Regions from separate parts of the Homo sapiens genome. Here regions 1 and 2 are each linked to region 3. A link is a contact called in ENCODE Hi-C or POLR2A ChIA-PET data. All regions are on one chromosome and are shown on one strand. Each heading gives the region's core, a stretch centred on a gene start or an enhancer-like site at or near the end of the contact. The rest is flanking DNA. Distances are from core to core; before and after follow the strand shown. Region 1 overlaps ZYG11A (zyg-11 family member A, cell cycle regulator). Region 2 holds the start of PODN (podocan). Region 3 holds the start of TUT4 (terminal uridylyl transferase 4).

Evidence for each region. Hi-C counts contacts between places; a loop is a spot of excess contacts on that map. ChIA-PET counts read pairs that join two places held with the same protein, here RNA polymerase II (POLR2A). Pooled maps may share reads with other maps.
Region 1: a pooled map shows a loop between it and region 3 (3-fold over the local background). The contact joins the enhancer-like site here to the promoter of TUT4 in region 3. A Hi-C loop is called at or near these places in 2 of 50 pooled maps. POLR2A ChIA-PET finds 5 or more read pairs at or near these places in 4 of 52 experiments (Caco-2, HCT116, HEK293T and 1 more).
Region 2: a pooled map shows a loop between it and region 3 (3-fold over the local background). The contact joins the promoter of PODN here to the promoter of TUT4 in region 3. A Hi-C loop is called at or near these places in 1 of 50 pooled maps. POLR2A ChIA-PET finds 5 or more read pairs at or near these places in 5 of 52 experiments (Caco-2, WTC11, activated T-cell and 1 more).

The regions. Positions count from the first base shown.
Region 1 is chr1:52,859,292-52,861,991 of GRCh38, reverse strand. It overlaps ZYG11A (zyg-11 family member A, cell cycle regulator), which reads right to left. Exons shown (of 14, transcript NM_001004339.3): 4 at 1,121-1,261. Among named protein-coding and RNA genes, the nearest start is that of ZYG11A, 18 kb to the right of the region's middle. Within about 2 kb of position 1,376, at least 3 of the 41 ENCODE cell types and tissues checked have a DNase peak (open chromatin) inside an H3K27ac peak, as active enhancers do.
Region 2 is chr1:53,060,791-53,063,490 of GRCh38, reverse strand. PODN (podocan) reads right to left here and starts at 1,278. Exons shown (of 11, transcript NM_153703.5): 1 at 1,183-1,278. RefSeq lists a silencer at 1,113-1,300.
Region 3 is chr1:52,551,689-52,554,388 of GRCh38, reverse strand. TUT4 (terminal uridylyl transferase 4) reads left to right here and starts at 1,297. Exons shown (of 30, transcript NM_001009881.3): 1 at 1,297-1,458. It overlaps LOC105378723 (a long non-coding RNA gene), which reads right to left. Exons shown (of 4, transcript XR_007066083.1): 4 at 1,552-2,148. RefSeq lists silencers at 595-994, 1,005-1,114, 1,155-1,284, 1,355-1,684.

The DNA of each region.
Region 1 (2,700 bases), core at 127-2,626, 310 kb before region 3:
TGATCTGTCCACCTCAGCCTCCCAAAAAGTGCTGGGATTACAGGCGTGAGCCATGGTGCCCAGCCAGAAGCTAATTTTTTTTCTTTTTCTAAATTTTTGTAGAGACAGGGTCTTACTAATGTTGATCAGGCTAGTCTTGAACTCCTGGCCCCAGGAAATCCTCCCATCTCGGCCTCCCAACCAAAGTGGTGGGATTACAGGCATGAGCCACCACAGCTGACCCAGAGTTTTTCTTTATACAGCTTTTGAGCTGTAAATAAAGTTAATCTCCCATGCTGTAAAAATATTTTTTTTTGAGTCTCGCTCTGTCACCAGGAGGGAGTGCAATGGCACAATCTCGGCTCACTGCAACCTCCACCTCCCGAGTTCCAGCGATTCTCCTGCCTCAGTCTCCCAAGTAGCTGGGACTATAGGAGTGCGCCACCACGCCCACCAAATTTTTGTATTGTTTTTAGTGGAGACGGGGTTTCACCATGTTGGCCAGGATGGTCTCAATCTCTTGACCTCGTGATCCACCCGCTTCGGCCTCCCAAAGTGCTGGGAAAATATCCACATTTTTAAGGAATTGCAAAAAATTACAAATAAAGACAAGGTTTTTCTTAAGACCTTTCATTGTTATGTTTCACTAAAAACAACAATTTTCAAATAAACACATGTATAAAAGAAAAATAAATAACTGAAGTTTTCTTTCCCAAGCCTCTTAATACTTGTAATTACATTTACAATAAAACGCATCCTTCCCTAAACCAAAGCTAAGTTTGGCTATATCGATAAAAGCAACTTTATGTCATTCACAAAATACTTCAAGTGGTAGATTTGGCCACCCTTAATTATTTTTATTTTGTTCTGCACTTGTTTTCTTTCAGAAAGCCACATGATCCTATTATTCCCTTACTTAGACCAAATTTTAACTGTTTTGATTCTAATTTATTCCACATAAATCCAGATGCTCAAAGCAAAAGACACTTTGGCAGCTAAGCTTAACATTCTTTGCTCTATGAGAGCACTTGACTCACTATAGAATAAAGCATATAATTTATTATATTCAGTGTGGTTCGTGAACAATTATTAATTGAACCAAGTTAAGAAGTAATAGTAAAAATTGTCTTCCTTCAATTACCTTTAAAATAGCAGGCATGGTTACCTCCATTGAAAATGTCTCTGTGAACAGCCTGTGGAGGGCTTCCTTCACAAAACATGATCTGTTCCTGTATCGGCTCAGTGCTTCTGAAATCTGACTCATACTGGCTCCTCCAGCAACCTGAAAATAAAGATGTTACCAAACAGGTTTCACCATTCATATTTTTTCACCATTCATTTTTAACCACAGGGTTTTTGGGGCATCCAGTGTTTAAGACAATAACAACAAATGTTCAATTAAATGTTCCAGGTGTTGGCCAGGCGCAGTGGCTCACGCCTGTAATCCCAGCACTTTGTGAGGCTGAGGCAGGTGAATCACCCGAGGTCAGGAGTAGAGACCAGCCTGAACAATATGGTGAAACCCCATCTCTACTAAAATTACAAAAATTAGCCAGGCGTGGTGGCAGGCGCCTGTAGTCCCAGCTACATGACAAAATATGCTGAGAGAAAGTAAAGATCTAAATAAATGCAGAGATATACAGGATTCAAGAATCAGGAGACTAGCGCCAGGCGTGGTGGCTAATGCCTGTAATCCCAACACTTTGGGAGTCTGAGGCTCAAGGGTTGCTTGAGCCCAGGACTACGAGACCAGCCTGGACAACATAGTGAGACCTCGCCTCTATTTTTTAAAACAACATGAGACTCAACGTTATTAAACGGCAATTTTCCTCAAACTGACCTACAGATTTAATGCAATCCCAACTAAAATACCAGTAGTCCTTTTTGTAGATATTGACAAGTTGCTTTTATGATTTATATGGAAATACAAAGAACCTAGAATAACCAAAACAATTATGAAACAGAATAACAGTTGAAGAAGTCACATTACCCAATTTCAAGACTTCATATAAAGTTATAGTAATCAAGACAGTAGGCCGGGGCACAATGGCTCAGGCCTGTAATCCCAATACTTTGGGAGGCCAAAGTGGGCAGATCACCTGAGGTCAGGAGTTCAAGACCAGCCTGGCCAACATGGTAAATCCTCATCTCTACTAAAAGTACAAAAATTAGATGGGCGTGGTGGTGCACGCCTATAGTCCCAGCTACTAGGGAGGCTGAGCCAGGAGAATCACTTGAACCCGGGAGGCAGAGGTTGCAGTGAGCCGAGATCACACCACTGCACTCCAGCCTGGGTGACAGACCGAGACTCTGTCTCAAAAAAAAAAAAAAAAAAAAAAAAAAAAGGCAATACACAAACAGATAAAAATAAAGAGCCCAGCTGGGCGTGGTGGCTCACACCTGTAATCCTAGCACTTTGGAAGGATGAGGCAGGCAGATCACGAGGTCAGGAGATCGAGACTATCCTGGCTAACACGGTGAAACACCATCTCTACTAAAAATACAAAAAATTAGCCAGGCGTGGTGGTGGGTGCCTATAGTCCCAGCTACTCTGGAGCCTGAGGCAGGAGAATGGCGTGAACCCGGGAGGCGGAGATTGCAGTGAGCAGAGATCGTGTCACTGCACTCCAGCCTGGGCGACAGAGCAAGACTCCGTCTCAAAAAAAATAAAAAATAAAGAGCCCAGTAACAGACTCACACATATACGGACACCCGATTTTC
Region 2 (2,700 bases), core at 29-2,528, 510 kb before region 3:
GCCTTCCCAGTGTGGAAGGTTTCTATATAAAGGAGGGATAGGGGACGGGACCACCCAGGGGCTCTCCCGGTTCACACCAGTGGCGCCTCGTGGAGCAGGGCAGACCACAGCTTCCCCTTCCCTGGCCAGCCGGTAATCGAAGGGCAGACAGGTCAGTAATTCACTCCAAGCGCTGGGTGAGCATCCTCCGCGCCTCCCGGACCAGCTCAGTCAGTGCCGCGCGCACCGGGGCCGGGGTGCTCGCCCCTTGCTGCCGCGCCTGCTCCTCTCCAAAAGGCTGCGGCTGCCTCTCCTAGCCCCAGCCCCCGAGGCTGCCAGGAGCCTCGCAGCCCCGCCACCACCTCCTCTTCCACCTGACGGAGCGTCAGGTATTCCAACGCCAAGATCTCGTCCCCCGCCCCAGGCCGGGCTGTGGCTCGGGGACCTGGAACCTGGGGCTTCTGCCTCATTCGCAGGAAGGCGCGGATCTCGCTCCTCGCGCTTCGCGGACCCCCACCCCTTCCTCCCTCCAGCTGTCCCGGCTGGGAAGCAGCCGCGTAGACAGATAGACGGACTCCAGACCGCCAGCTGAGACCTTTAGCTCAACTAGTGGTTGGCACTAAGCTGGGGCGGCACAGTGGCCGGGGAAGCCGAGCCCCGGAGGGGACCCACCCGGCGTCCGACGCGCCCTGGGGCCAGACCTCTGCCCCTCTCTGGGCCTCAGTTTCTCTATCTATAAAGAGGTGGAGGTTGGAGTCGCTAGGGGGCCTGATGAGTTGACGTGGAAAGACGCGGGGATACTTCGGGCCCAGGCTCTCATGACAGGGGTCCCCGCCCCTACGCAGTTCCACCTGCCCCCCACATTCCCTGTCGCCCGCCGGCGTCCTCCCACTCCAGCCCCCGCCCCCAACCGCCCTCAGATTCTTTCCAGATGTGCGCAGCGGGAGGGGCCTGGGGACGGGGACCAGCCTCTGCTCAGAGAGGAGAAGGCCCCTGCCTGGGTCCTGACTGCGCAGGGGTCGCACTCCAGAGGAGGAGATCTCCGGCCGTGCCCTGGGTGCAGGGTCCTACAGAGGGGGTGAGATGCGGCGGGCCCGCCCCAGGCAGCTGCTGGAGCCATCCGGAGAGGCGGGGACGTCTGAGTGCGCTGCCCGGGCTCAGCCCCCGGCCCCTCGGCCCACCCCGGCTGCCAGCGCCCTGTACCTGCTGCGCCCCGGCGCCGAGCGGCGCCCCACAGGCCGAACGCGCTCCCCCAGTCTCAGCTGCGCTCCGCGGGCTCGGGCTCCTTCCATTCAAGTCAAGCTGGGCGCTCTCCGCGACGCAAGTTTTGTTGTGGGTTTTCTCCTCCCCGCCTCTCTCCCGCCCCCTTCCCCCACTCCCCACCCGCCCCGGGAGCATCTGCTGGACGCCGGCCTCCTTCGGACACAGGCGTAGGGTCCCCCCAGGCGCGGGCAGGAGAAAGCCTGCCCCTCCCCGCTCGGGACTTGGCCGGTTCCCACTTCCCGGGGAGGCAGAGCCGCCGCACCGACCCCTCTCAGCCCCGGCCGCCGCACCACGCCCCCCGAACCCCCACCCGGGAGACCGGGAAGGCGGGCTGTCTGGTCCGCGACGCTTCCTAGTTCCCAGCCTTCCGCACTGGAACTGGACCCCCTTTAGGCCCCGACACCTGAAAGGAGGGCTGGGGAGAGGGGTCCTTCGACCCAGTGCCTCTGAGCTGTATCTTCCTCATTACAGAGGATGTTGCAACCGCTCCAGGCACGAGTACCTTTCCGTTCACTCTCCCACCCTGGGGTCCTGGGCCGTGGCTAATGGGGCCGCCAGCCAAGACCCTGCTGGGCCTCTTCCCGGAAAAGTTCCCCACGCTCCACCCCACCCTCCACTCCCATCCCTGTTGGCCCTGGGCCCACAGCCTGGTGAGCCTTGAAGAATGGTAAATTGGGCCGGAGTCGGGGACATGCAGATCCCAGTCACAGAGAAACAGGGCGGGTGAACAGTGAGACCTCACACCACCATATTGCTCCCAGGAACTGAAAATGTTTCCAAGTAAAGGAGTATTAACTACTACCAGCTGAAGCAACACTGTTTGGCGCCAGGGGCTTCGGCGGTGGAACAGGCAATGCGGCTGGGCTTAGGTGGTACTTGGCACCTCCACTGTGTAGCAAGCCTCCTCCCCTTACCTGCTCTGGCCTGTGGGCAGGGCATCCACAGCTGCCTCACCTGGCTGTCCTCCCACTGAAGAGGGAGAAGGATGCATAAGTCACACGTGGGACCCCTTGCTCAACCTTAACCTGAATGAATGAATGAATGAATGGCCCCTGTAAAGCAGCTCCAGACTTTTCACTGGCTGCCGCCCCCGTGAGGTTATACCATATGCATTATGCTCTGCTTCACAACTCCGCAAAGGAAGAACTGCTGCTGCCCCACTTTATAGAAAAGAGATGGCCTCAGAAAGGATACTTGACTGAGTAAAATGCCCATTCACTGGCAGAGCTGGGGTTTTGACCCCAGGTTTACCCTTCTCCACAGCCCAAGTTCTTCCCATGATGGAAACAGGCAGGTAACTTGAGCAGGCAAATGTAGAGTCTAGATTTGAACCCAGGACTGTCTGTTTCCATTACACCAACAACCCAAGAACTTAGCAAGAATGGGGAGGGAAAATATTTTGCCTTCTTTGGCCTCAAATTCCAGTCCTTTTGGAGCTCAAACTCACAAGAGTTGGTG
Region 3 (2,700 bases), core at 48-2,547:
AATTTATAAGGCACTATCTTGTAAATACTTAAGATTTAACATCTTCCCTTCACCTCTACGTCCACTCTTTTCATACCTTTTTCCTGCCTAGCATGTGTCAAACTCAAAGGACTGGGCACAGAGCACAGAGGTTGTGTGCTTTGTCCAGCTTTGAGGTCAGAGATTGGCTAAATAATCTCTGAGGCTGGGGTCTTAAAAAAAAACAACAAAAAACAAAACTAACAAAACCTTAAGTCCGTTCCGCCCGTGACTTTAAATAATTATGTAGAGGAATGTAATACGTTAAAAGCAAGGGGATGAGGGGGCCCATTGATGGTAGATGGTTTTATGCCCGCCTGCAGCTAAAGAAATGATTTCTAAAACCTCTTTTGGGGGTGGGAGATGGAGTGCTCCAGAGATTTCTCTTCGAGCTCCTTCATTCCTGAACTGCCTGCCTTTTCAAAGGAAAAAAGGTCCAGCTGCGGTGGGCTGGAGGCCGTGGTGAGTGGGTGGGGGTCGACCCTGGCGGCTTCCTCTGCCCCGCTCCCTACCGTTGCTCCGAAGCCCGCTTGGGCTTCCGAGGGTCCGCCGAGGCTCGGGCCACGCCCAGTCCGAGTGCCAGGCCAGAGGGTACCCATTCCAGGCCGGCCTTCCTCCCCAGGGGGAGCAGCCTTGGGAGCGAGGCGCCGAGGCGGCCCTCGGGCTCGGCTTCCAGCTCGGGGGCCTCGGCAGAGACTAGGAACCAGACTGGGGCAGCACTGGGGCGCCCGCCACCCCCACCCACTCCGGCAAGCGGGCGAATCAGCGCGGCTAACCCGCGGCGCCCAGGCGGGCTGCGGGACCTCGCGACCTCCGCTCGGCGGCCCCGCCCCTGCCCGCGAGCCCCGGGTGGCTCCCTCCTCCCCTCTGCCAGCGGCCCGCCCCCTCCTCGCGAGCTAACGAGTGTCTCTCGCGCGCTCCCTTCCCTCCGCGTGGGTGTGAGTGCGCGATCCTCCTACCTCGGCCTTCTCCCCATTGTTTCTTCGCGGCCACCACGAGACCCCTCCCCCCAGTGCTGTTTCCCCCCTCCCCCGCCCCGGTGTAAACGGTGCCTGTGGGGCCCCCCGAACGAAGGGAGGGGGCACCCCTGAACCCTTCCCTCTGCGCGTAGCTCCTCCTCTCCCGGGCCAGGACCCCATTACAGGCTCTGTCCTCTCCCCTCCCCCTCTCCCCCGGCAACCGCTCTCCCTCGCCCCCTCCCCTCAGCGGGTCCTCCTCTTTCTCTCCCTCTCCCTCTCCCTCCTCCTCCCCCTCCCCATCCCTTCCCCCCCACAATGCAGTTCGCGGCGCGGCGGACATGGCGGTGGAGTCCTGAGCTAGTCGTGTCCCGGCCTCCAGCGGCGGCAGCGGCGACGGCGGCGGCAGCAGGAGGCGGAGGGAGAGCAGGAGCCACTGAGATGAGGAGGCGTCGCGCGCGCCTGTAGCTCGCGGGCCTCGCAGGTACGAGGTTCCGGCCGCGGGGCAGCGTCGGGTACCGAGGGGGTGTGCTCGGGAAGGCCGGGCGGCCCCCGGTTCGCCCTCCCCAGGTGCCGCGCTTCGCAGGTGTCGGGGGCCTGGCCTGAGAGCGTCTCAGCCGCCCCCTGGGGGCCTGACACTTCTTTCTTTCCTGGAACGGGCTTCGGGTGTCCCAGGGGAAGGCTGAGATAAGGGAGGTGGGGACGGCGGCCTGGGCGGCCTGAGGAGGGCATTGGGGCGCTTTGGGGACGAACTCCACACTGTGGCTGGGGCTCCCGGTCCCGGACCGAAACCTGTTGTAGACCAGCGGGGCGGATTTTGAGTTAACGGGATTGGTTTGAACATTTCTGTTGGGTCCAGTTACGATTCCCTGTCATGTGTACCTTTTTCTTTCACCCTTGCTTAGACATAGGTGACTACATAATGTATATAAATGTATACACGCATATAATACATACTGAATGTTTCCCCGGGCTCGTCCTTGTAGGGAGAAGGCAGAGGTGTCTGTGTGGATTTTGTTTCTTGCTCGCCCGCCTTCTCTCTCCCCCGCCCCCCAGTCGAAAGGTGGTAATGCGCGGTTTTGACGTGGGTAACTGAGATTCGTATTTGTAAACAGATAGCGCTCTCCTAGTGTGTTGCACGCCTCTGCGAAGGGTTTCAGACTCCTGTTGGTATCTGGATTGCGAAAGAATGAGATGTTTAGACCTGAAAGAAGCACATCAGCGGGATTTCTAGTCGTACTTGAATGGGATGAATTACTGTTGTATTAACAACGTTGATTACACATTTTCTTTTCAGAAGATTTCGAAGTCTTAGATGAATTTTGCGTGAGATCTTAGATACCGTATATCTGCTTCTTCATTTTGATAGAAGTAGTAGTTCCTTACACATTTGACCTGCCCTATCGTGATCTTAAATTGTGTCCAGAAATGCAATTCGAATTGTGTATTGTTGGCATGCATTTAGTAATTAGCCCGAGTGGATCAGATGGCCTTTTATTTCCAAAGATTTTTTCCCTCCAGTCTTACAGCAGCGAAATGTTTGTAGCACTTGATGAAACAGAACATATCCTGTTTCTGTTTTTAAAGTAATGAGAACTGTTAGCTAATAAAATTGGATAATCCCAGCCAGATATGATAATTCAGAGAATACCACCGAGAGGTGTTGAATTGTGGGATGGTTTAAAAAGAAAAGCCGACTTTGTGTGTGTGTGTGTATGTGTGTGTG